Linked DNA regions of Homo sapiens: region 2 is linked to region 1. Evidence: chromatin loops called from intact Hi-C (ENCODE). Cell type or tissue: chondrocyte. All regions are shown on one strand. Each heading gives the region's core, and the rest is flanking DNA. Links, peaks and the distances in the headings are about the cores only.

The links. Hi-C counts contacts between places; a loop is a spot of excess contacts. Peaks named below come from ENCODE experiments on the same cell type or tissue, not always from the same donor. Only the 100,000 strongest peaks of a DNase experiment are listed, where the experiment ranks them.
Region 2: it touches region 1 in a loop (2.0-fold over the local background); 2 of 110 quality-filtered maps call a loop at or near these places.

Annotation. Positions count from the first base shown.
Region 1 is chr20:23,255,477-23,260,855 of GRCh38, forward strand. No RefSeq gene overlaps it. Among named protein-coding and RNA genes, the nearest start is that of NXT1, 93 kb to the right of the region's middle. In chondrocyte, for the core only: no CTCF peak of the experiment used is centred there; no DNase peak of the experiment used is centred there.
Region 2 is chr20:23,143,121-23,148,499 of GRCh38, forward strand. It overlaps LINC03125 (long intergenic non-protein coding RNA 3125), which reads left to right and starts at 4,983. Exons shown (of 6, transcript NR_199692.1): 1 at 4,983-5,294. RefSeq lists enhancers at 1-286, 4,432-5,379. In chondrocyte, for the core only: no CTCF peak of the experiment used is centred there; a DNase peak (open chromatin) is centred at 2,408.

The DNA.
Region 1 (5,379 bases), core at 88-5,087:
TGCAGCCATGCATGCCTGTGTGTGTATGTGTGGGTGTGCATGTATGTGTGTGTGAGTGCATGTGTCTGTGTGTGTGTGTATGATGGAGGCAAGGAGAATAAGTGTGTGTGTGTATACATAAAAGGTTAATATCTGGGCTGGTCTGCAATGAGAAGGCACTAAATTTCTCTGCTTTTCTCCCTAAAACCACAATTATGAAGAGACATTGGAGAAGCCAGATTGGACTGTGCTAGGGAATGTTTGCTCAGAACTAAATTGGGGTCTCCAGCTGGCTTTCCAGGCCAGTGGTAACCCCTTCTTTGCAGCCCGTTGTCCTCAGATTTTAAATCATGGCTGCTGGTGACCTGGGTCCAGCCCAGCCTGGGATGGGTTGTGTGAGACTCCACCAGATGTCGCAGGCACAGCCTCCAGATGCAGCTCTCCTGTCTCTCTCTCCTGGAGGCTGTGGCCTGGGGCCACCCTGCAGGGAGAGCTGCTGGGTGTGGGTCTCCAGGGCTCTGCATCTGCAAGGCTTGTTCACTTCACTGGTACATGCAGGGGCGCCCTGGGATGGACTCTGTGCCTATGATAGCCTCAGGCCAGCAGGCTCCCTCCCCTCCATGGAGGAGAGGCAGGAGCACTTAGGTGGGACTCATCTATGACCCTGTAGCCAAGCAGGCAAGGCATGAGGGATTCCCCACAACTCCTAACATAAACTTCGGGCTGGGCCAGAGCAGCTGTTGCAGGGCTTCAGCTGTGAGGAAGGGAATTCTGTGTCTGATGGAGCCCAGCAAGCCTGGCGGCTCACAGGCTGAATCCAAACAATGCTCAGCATGTGTGTTCACTTCCTGGGCTATTGTAACAAGTCATCCCACATTCGGGTGGCTTAAAGCAACAGAAATATATTCTCTCCCAGGTCTGGAGGCCAGAAGTCCATAGTCAAGGTTTCAGAAGGGCCACAGTCTCCTAACAGGCTCCAGGGCAGGATCCTTCCTGCCTCTTCCAGCTCCTGGTGGCTCCAGGCCTTCCATGGCTGTGGCTGCATCGCTCCAATCTCAGCCTCCACCTTGACATTCTTCCCTGTGTGACTCTGTTTCTGTGGCTCTTCTCTTCTTATAAGGACACCAGTCATACTGGGTTAAGTGCCCATTCTACTCCAGCATGACCTCATCTCAATGTAAAGAATTACATCTGCAACACACTAGGAGGATGTTGTTCTGAGGTTCTGTGTGGACATAGATTTCTGTGGGGAGTGGGAGGTGCTCTTCAACCCAGTACGGTGTGTATAAGCATCACAGGCAGGTTGCTCTTAGCAGGAGGAGGCCAGGTGCCCCAGCACAACACTAAACAACAAAGACCCTAGGTTCCAACCCAAATCCTGTGTCCAATTTCTCTAATCCCTCTAAACCTCAGTGTCTGCATCTTAAAATAGAGGCCGTCATTTATAATGTTAGGAAGTGGTGAGCATTTAAGTGCTCCATGAGTGCATGGTGGATCTGATCATCCTATCTAGGGCTAGAAAAAGAAAGGGTGATGTATAAAAACACCCAGGAGCACACGTCCTCATACACGTCGTTTTGCATTTGCCCTTAATAACAAGGACAGCTCAGGAAACGTAATTTGGCAGTTCAGCCCTGGAAGCCTTATTCCCACCTTCCCACCTGTTCTTTCCAATAGCTCACCTTCCCCAGCAGCGGCCAGCCCTGCAGTGTCACTCATCATTGATAAGACCCTGGAAGGCGTGTTCTGACCCCGGGAGCACAAACACAATAGACACAGAGACAGATGCCTCCCCCGGGAGCAGATGAGCCCAGCCCCTCCCACTTCCCCCAGACCCTGCCCTCCATCCTGGCTGGAGCCCAAGGGGCCCCACGCCCACCCAGGAGGAAGAGGCTCCGCTTCCACACCGGGTTCCAAGAGACGCACCCCCACCTCAAGGCAAGTGTACCAGTGCCAGGCCAGAGAGAAGCTGGCCACTTTTCTCTCCCACAGTAAAAGTGCTATGTAAGCAGAAACCCACCCAGCTACTTAAGCGCACAGACCTGTCTATTCGGGCAGCGATTCCTCAGCTCCACACCCAGCATACTGAAGAAGTTGGGAGTTGCAGGTGAAAAAAATCACTCAGGGCTTCCAGGTTTCTACAACTGCTTAGCAGACACCTTACTCATCTGAGCCCTCACAGAGCACTGTGACCACAAATAGGCCAGCACTTTCATTTCCAATCTACAAATAAAAAATATCAGGCGCAGAGCTCTTTCTCAAGGAGGCACAGCTAATGTCAGAGCCCAGGCTCTGCCCCAGGCTCAGGGCCTTCAATAATCCTGTGCTACCTAAGGAGCAGTTTTTATCCTGTGTGGTTTGTCTGGAAAGGAACACAGCCCCCATCCCAGAAGGGCGTGCCTTCATGCTCACACCACAGGGTCACCTCATAGGCTGCCATCCCTTTTCTCCTCTGTCAGTATATACATGTTTCCACCTGAGGATCAAGAGAAGTGTGGCCCAGTAGCCGGGGAATTGAAGCAAAAAGACCTAGATGTGAATCTGGTCTCTGCTGCCCTGGGCAAGTGTGCTACAGTGTTCCAATCACAGCTCATTCAAAATCACGAGAGGATAATCACCCCTGCCTGGCATCGCAGTGCAGAGGCATAAAAGCAGCATTTATAAAGCCCGATGCCATACCTCCCAGAGTGAGCCTTATCAACAGCAGCCATCATTATGCCATTAAACACTCAAAAGGCTTTCTTTAGAGGAGAAAGGATTGCATCATTGATTAGAGGTTGGCCTGAATTTGTGCAAATGTTGTTGGTGAGAAAGCTTGGTGCCTGATGACTGATAAACCCAGAATGCAATATTGCTAGGATTTTTTTATAGTCAGCCTCCTCTTTCCAATAACCCCCTGCTCACTCCTAAGCCACTTAGGCTGAGCAAGAGGGAATTAACCTGGGCGAGTCCAGAGCGGAAGCCTGAATGGCCCATTCATCTTTCAGTAGCTGACAATGGGTTGCATATTACTTTATAAGCTCTACAGTTTAGTGTCAATGAAGCCTCGGTGTTTTTAAAGCTCCTGTTATGCCATCATTACTTCAGATATGTGGAAAATTCACTTGCAAGCATAACATTTTTCACAGTTTGTGATTTGTATCAGGAAGTGACTCAACTTCCTCTAGGCTCCAAGGCAGTCATAGCTGGGAAGGGGAAAACTCTGTCTGCCAAGACCAAGGGAACCAACCAGCTGCATCATAAACCACACCATTGTGGAATATATCCTGCTAATCTGGCTAAAGATGACTGCAGGACAAAATTTCCAGGGTGAGAGTGCCCTTCAAGAGCCCAGCACATTGGGAGAAAATAGACTAAGATCAAAAATCCCTATGCATTCTAGAGCAAAACCATAAAAGCTTATACCAAAGATCAAGGGTTGCAAGCCATCTGACTTCTCTGCAGCCACACTGGAAGCTACAAGACATAAATCAAAGACATAAGACTTTCTCTTAGCTGCGTGTGGTGGCAGGTGCCTGTAATCCCACCTACTCAGAAGGCTGAGGCATGAGACTCGCTTGAACCAGGGAGGTGGAGGCTCCCCAGCCCATTGCCCAGGCTGGAGTGCAGTGAGCCGAGATCACTCCACTGCACTCCAGCCTGGGTGATAGAGTGGGACTCTATCTTAAAACAAAAAAACAAACAAACAAACAAAAACTTTCTCAATTGTGAAAGTAAATAATTTGCAACCTAGAATTCTATACCTGGTTGTCTTACTCCATTCAGGCTACCATAACATAATGCCTTAGATTGGGTAATTTATAAACAACTGAAATTAATTTCTCACAGTCCTGGAGGCTGTAAAGTCCAAGATCAAGGTGTCAGCAGATTCAGTGTCTGACGAGTGCTCAGTCTCTACTTCATAGACAGCCAGCCCCTCCCTGTCTATGCAAATGGTGGAAGGGACAGATAAGCTCCCTGGGGTACTAATCCCATTTATGAAGGTTGAGCCCTCATGACCTCATCACCCCCCAAAAACCCCACCTCTTAATACTATTGCACTGGGGATTTGGTTCCAACATAAGAATTTTGGGGGGACAAACAACATTCAGATCATAGCACCAGCCAGTCAATTAAGTAGGAAGGTAGACTGTAGACATTTTCAAATATGTGAGATCTCAGAAATGTTCCTTCACTTCTCTCTCTGAAGAAGCTACTGGAGTTTGTACTCCATCAAATTAAGAGAATGAATCAAAGAATGTGGTGAGACAGAATCCAAGAAGCAGAAAATCCAGCACAGGAGAGGAGAGGAGACTCTCTGGAGGAACTCCAAGTGAAGATGCCAGGATGGCAGTGATGCACCAGATCTAGACCTCAGTCCAGACTGGAGGAGTCAGGGGCTCTAGGAGAGACTTCTTCAAGAAAAAGAAATTAAGAGTATCTGGTGTGGATATCTTAAGTAACTGGAGGAGAGTTTGAGAATAAATTAGTGATTTGTATTTGAAAAGTACAAAAACACAATCATGAACCCCAGGAAAAACAAAAAGTCATGTAAGCAGGAAGAGCAATCATAGTACTACCAGGCTCAGTTGTCAATGAGGGTGACATTACCACAAAATAAAAACGCTGAATAGGGGGACTTCACAAAACCTGCAGTGTGATTGTCCTGAAAAGAAGAGAGGATGGAAGTGCAGCCATGCATGCCTGTGTGTGTATGTGTGGGTGTGCATGTATGTGTGTGTGAGTGCATTTGTGCGTATGTGTATGCTGGAGGCAAGGAGAATAAGTGCGTGTGTATATATAAAAGGTTAATATCTGGGCTGATCAAGGCCTAGGCCTGGGCCTGGGCTGATCAAAGCCTTACTAGAGAAAAGACCTAAGAGTCTGTCTTCACACAGTGTGGTTTCCTTGGAGACAACAGTGGTAAGATCCATGAGGAAGGGGCTGCCCACATGGTTTGCTCTGGAACCTCTGATTTCTAGGGCTGCCCTGAAGTGGGGAGTCTGCAAGCTGGCCTGCTGGTCTTGGGCCTGAGTGACCAGAAAAATGTAAAAGATTGAGGGGAAACCAATCTGTGGCCTCTCTCTGTCCAAGTGACCCAACTCACTGTGGCTCTCCTCTGTGACGGCCGTGCACTTCCCACATGGATGCAAGGGCTGCTGGGCTCCAGATGGATGGAGATGCTGGGCATTCTACCTTCTCTATCCTGCATCCTGAGATGGAGAGAAGCCAGCCTGGCTCAGGGTTAAAGCTGATTGTGTCTGCTGAGTTGCGTATCAGCTCCCACCTGTCACTACTGCCGTTCTGATAAGGCAGCAGAGTTAATCTCCATTTTTACAATGAAAGTTAATAGACAATGCCTAAGACTGAAAAATCAAGATGTAGAAATATAAATGTGTGATTTTGAGATACGAAGATGAA
Region 2 (5,379 bases), core at 78-5,077, 110 kb before region 1:
TATCGTTTAAAAGGGAAGCTCTTTTCCAAAATGCTAACACTCCTGTTTTCATAAGTATGATTTTCATAATCCCAAAGCAGGAAAAGCAGTCATCTCTGTGCTGAGCACTAGGGAAACCTCAGATGACTCAGCCCCATGGAAAGCAAGCCACTTCCTGCCGTGTTAAAGGAGACTGCGCTGACCTTCAAATCCAGCGAGTGGTGACACGGGTCTGTCAGCTAGTGTTAGGGATTGTGTAGTTATTTTTTATGAAGGACACAGGAAGCCAGAGAAAAGAGACATTCAGAAGGGAGAGAATTCTAGAAATTCATCACATTTTGTGGGAATCCTTAAAATAATAAGTTTGCAATAAAACTATTTTGAATCACTGAAAGTTTCACTTGTCTTTGGGATTCTATTATCTGGTAAAACAACAACAAAACAATCTCCTAACATCTTTTATTTCATGAGTTGTAGAACCAAGTTTAGATTTTGTACAAAGTTGTAAATTTGTATAGAAAGCACATGATTTATGGGGATAGGATAATTCCATCCAAACCAAAGGACAGGTAGGCAACAAAAATCTAGAAGCTCTTGGTTTCTTAGCAGCTAGTGATGCTGGAGAAATTTCTATTTCCAAGGAAAGAAGGAAGAAAAAGAGGGGGAGAGTGAGGTGAGGAGGGAAGAAAGAAAGAAGGCAGGAATACAAATGTCTAGATAGATATAATATGTGTGTGTATGCATGTGTTTATTTGTGTGTGTAGGTATTTATGTGTGCAGGTATTTGTGTATGTGTATTTGTGTGTGTATGCATATATTGTGCACCTGTGTGTGTGTGTGTGTGTGTGTGTGTGTGTGTGTCTGTATGCATGCATGTATATTTGTGATGCTGTTCTAAGTCTGGAGAGTCTGCTGCTGCTCCAGTCTGAACCACACACACTTGCCCTCCTTCCCAGGTGAGAAGCTGGCCCTAGCTGCAGGGCTGGCTGAAGAATGGAGAGAGATTTGATTTGTCAGGTTCATGTCAGATGTTGACAAAGTCATCTCTCCTTCTTGTTCACATGAGGTCCATTGTATTTCCAGCCTCCTCACCCTGTGGAAGTCCTGCCTGTCCCAGAGCAGGTTTTGCAGGAACTTACCACACAACTCAGCCCTTCATCAAATTTCAGCACCTGGACAGGTTGCTCTCCCTCTCAAGGCTAATTCAACAGAACTGTTGTCCCTACCATCAGTCAGATTTCAGGTCCTCCAAGGTCCAGTGAGCTTGCTCTGAGAACAGACTGTCTCTGCAGGGCTGCAGGCAAGAAGTGAGGTGAGCTATGTCTTTTCCAGTGAGAGTCACCTGCCTGGGTTCCCCGAGTCGGCCAACACCAGCTCTAGACGACGTAGCGTGGGTCACTTATCTGCCTCCACCTACCCGGAGATGTGCTGGGAAGCACAGTGACCCAGCCACCATGTCAGTTCTCTTTCCTCAAAACAGTGCTGACCACAGCTGGCTCCACAGAACAGATATCCATTGAGATGCTCTGAGGGATGTGTGGAGGGTTTCGGAAAATACACTCTCTCGGGGCTTGGAGGTCTGGCACCCACTCTAGCATGGCTGTGGCTCCAAGGAGAGCCTGGCCTTGCCTGGGAACCTCTGCCATGTCACCCTCTTCCCTGGCACTCCATGAAAGATGCAGCTCTCACAGCTCCCAGATGTTCTCTCAGCAGGAGCTATACAGGTTAGCAGGAGGCAGGAGGCCCAGACTCCTGGACAAGTGTAGGCAGCTCTCTCGGTGGGCTGCTGGGGAAACCCTGCTGGCTGGTGGAAAAGAGTTAAACCTTTAGGACAGAATTACATCCCTTAGATAACCCAATTCTCCCCAGCTTGCAGGGCTGCTCAAGTCAACAAGCTCTCCATACTCAGTGAGCCAAGGATGCCAGATGGCAGGCTGCGGGCACTGATGGGCCAGAGGACCAAGTCAGTGTTACGTGGAGAATGAAAACAGGGAGAATGAATGACAGAGCATGACCGGGCGGGCTGAGGTAAGGCCCAGGAAGGCCCATTTCCACAAAGAGCCACACGGCAAGAAGAAGCCAGCCTGGTGGGGAAAGCAGCCTGTGCAAAAGCTTGGTTTGTCCAAATAAAGAGAAGGAGAATGACACGGCTGCAGTCTTGTGAGCCATGGCAGAGGGAATTAGAGCAGCCACAGCGGGCAGTAAGAGGCCAGGAAAGGGAGGTCAGGACTTCTATCAGTGTTGTGGAGCAAGGCTGCTGGGTCTGAATCAGGAACATGAAATCATCTGACTGGTGGTTTTCAAAGAAAGAGCTTGCTGCCTGCCTGCGGGGAAGGACTGCAGGAGGAGGATGCTGGATGCAAGTAGGGAGGCTTTGCAGCAGGACAATCCAGGGTGACGGCGTGAGGTATGAGGGTCAGAGTTGAGATGGAGTCAGTCTGCAGACTTGGCATGGAAGGCGAGAACTCACAGAGAGAGCACGTGTGCTGTATGTGTCACGCAGGATGGCAACCGCTCCCAGACGGGCACTGATGGAAACAGTGAATCAGAGAAAGGGCTGAAACAGTGCCCTGAAGCCTGGCCAGGCAGGGTCACTGGGAGCACCCTGGTGGGGTGTGCAATTGTATGGTTCATTTGCCCAACACGGCACAATGCACAACAGAGAAAATCAAATCAAACTCCAGACAAGAACACTTTGCTTAAGAAAGCAGATGTGAGAAATGTGCCACTTGTTTGTGAAAGTTTTTCATCAAAACAGCTCTCACAGAGATGGGGGGGTTTGATTTAAATGAGAAATGTGCTTATAAAAAACAGATCTTTGGTGAGTAATGAATAGCTATTATCTTATCTATTTAATTATGTATTTAAACGACATATGAAATTTATTATATTTTCCTAAACAAGTTTGAATTATGTTTTTGATTATCTGAAGTGCAACAAAGTTCATCTGCAATGATTCAGCTGTTTATTCATTCTAATATATGGCCACCTACTACACTGTCTGGCACCTATCGAGAGTTTAACAGATGTTTAATTAATAAGTAAGCATCAGTTGGTGAATAGCAGTGCTATTCCAAGATCTTGAGGAAATATTAGAATCTATAAGATGTGGCTCTTCCTGGACAATCAGGCTGAACTCAGCAATTCTGCCACTTCTCAGAGGCCAAAACCACTCCATGAGAAGGCTCCCTATCAGAGCCAAATCACCTCTGGGCAGAGCCAAGATAAATCCAGTGCAATCTACATGAAGTTGTCTGTTTAGACCACACAGATCTGCACAATCTTCCCTACAGGGCCCTGGTGACATCTGCTGAAATGAATGAAGCAGTCGAATCAAGGGCACCATGCTTCACAGTCACGTTTCTCATCTTTTCGCTGCATGGACTGTTCTGCGGGGACGTGGCGGGTCTCGGGGCTGGGCAGTCTCAGAGGGTCAGGATCTGAGCGCACTATGGATCCGGGGAGAGGGAAGGGTTAAGAATCAGTGAGGAAGGGGCTGGGCAAGGACATTCTACCCACCCCCCACCCCCCGCCAAAAAAAAAAAAAAAAAAACAACTCACAGGAGGCAAATCTTTGGTGTGTATTTGCAAATGCCAAAGAGAAACATAAAAGAATGGTTTTCCTATGGAACACTGAAGAAAAATGTCGATCCTGATCTTTCCTCTGTCTCCTGCTTGCCCCCTGCCCTACGAGGCCAAGCAGCCAAGCAAGTGGTCAACAGGTGGCCTCTCCGAGCAGAACCGTTTCAGATGTTTAAGAGAAATGACATTTTAGGAGTGGAGCAATGAGCTCAACTTTCTGTGACAAACTTCAGGGGTACTTGTTTAAAAGCATGTTATTTGTGCTTCACCCACAAAGGTTCCAATTTGGAAGAGCTGAACTGGGCCCAGGAATGTATATCCTTTGTGTGTCCAGGAGGAGGTGTGGGTGGAGATAAGCAGCTCCTTGACCACACTTCAAGCAACAACTGGGGTGTGATTCTGAGGCATGTCTTCTCCTCCTCCATTGACTTTCTCCTCTCCAAAGGGTTATCACTGGTGTGACCAGCTCCTCCAGAGGTACCTAAGGTGATCTCATAGCAAAGACCCACGCCCTGGACCCATCCTGCTAGTGATGAATCTGAAGGTTCTGAAGGTTCTGTGCATAACCATGTGGAGCCTGAGTGCACAGGGGCCCAGAGCTATCCTGATTTCTAATCTGGAGCTCTTTTGTCTCTACCAAACTGCTTCTTTATTGAAACTTTACATCCTGAGGGGTTCACTGAATAACAGCGACCCCAAGGCACCTAGAAACAAGCAATGTCATGTTTCTGTACTTGGATTAGAAAACAGGAAGGGAAGGCAGGAGAGTGTGTGGTGTATCTTAGAAAAACTTTTTAAACGTGATACAATCTGAGGAAAATTTGCATTGATGCCAGTAGAGGGCTAGATAGCTTTAAAATTGATCATTTAAATGTATTGACGTAGAAACGTATTCACAATATACTTTAAATGGAAAGCTGTGTTAGGGTCAAGTCTTACAATGCGATTCCACGGTTGCACTGCCACACACACACACTTACATATGTGCCCAGAAAAGCATTGGAAGTAAACCACGTCCTCCTGTTAATAGCAATTGTTTCTGGGTGGTGGAGTTTAGGGGAACTGATGCACTTTTTTCTTTGGTTTTGCCCATCTGTACTGTAACTTTCCCCGAACAAATGTGCATCACTTGTGTCATAATTTACTTTTTTTAAATACATGGAAACAACCACAGTCTGTATTTATTCTCTGGTTAAAGTGCTAAGCCTTGTAATCTAGAATATTCATCTGTCCGAGACTGTACCCTGGGACTCATCTCACGATGAGACATTTGGCCTCCTCCCCAACTCAGTTTCAGAATTCATCTGCTGGATTTCTGAGTCCCACTGAGTGATTAATGTCACACGGGTGACAAGGCATGACTCATAGGCACCAAGAAAGCAGCAGCAGTGTGTGCAGGCCGGGAAGTTGCCACAGCCCTCACTCAGGGCTTCATGCACGCCAGGGCAGTCCTGGGTCAATGGTCTCTTTCCCCTCCTCCTGTTGGATAGATGAAGAGGCCTGAGCAGGAAGGTGGTGGTTCCGTGGGGAATCTTCAGTGACTGGAGTATGTTGTAAGGATGGTGAATCGTCACTTGGCCAGCCAGGGTTTGGCAGTCAAGACAGAGAGCAGTGTCTGGGCCCACAGCATGAGAGACTGCTGGACTTCAGTCTTCGGAGCAGGCAAGAACGGGGAGCTTCTGTGGATTTCTATTCCTGTCGCCTGTCACTGTGAACAGTGCCCAGTACTGCTGGTCAGTAAATGTTTGCTAAAATACTGAGCAACCAAGGAAGTGACTTCAGTTGAACTCTGTACCTGTTGTGTTCACTTCCTTTGCA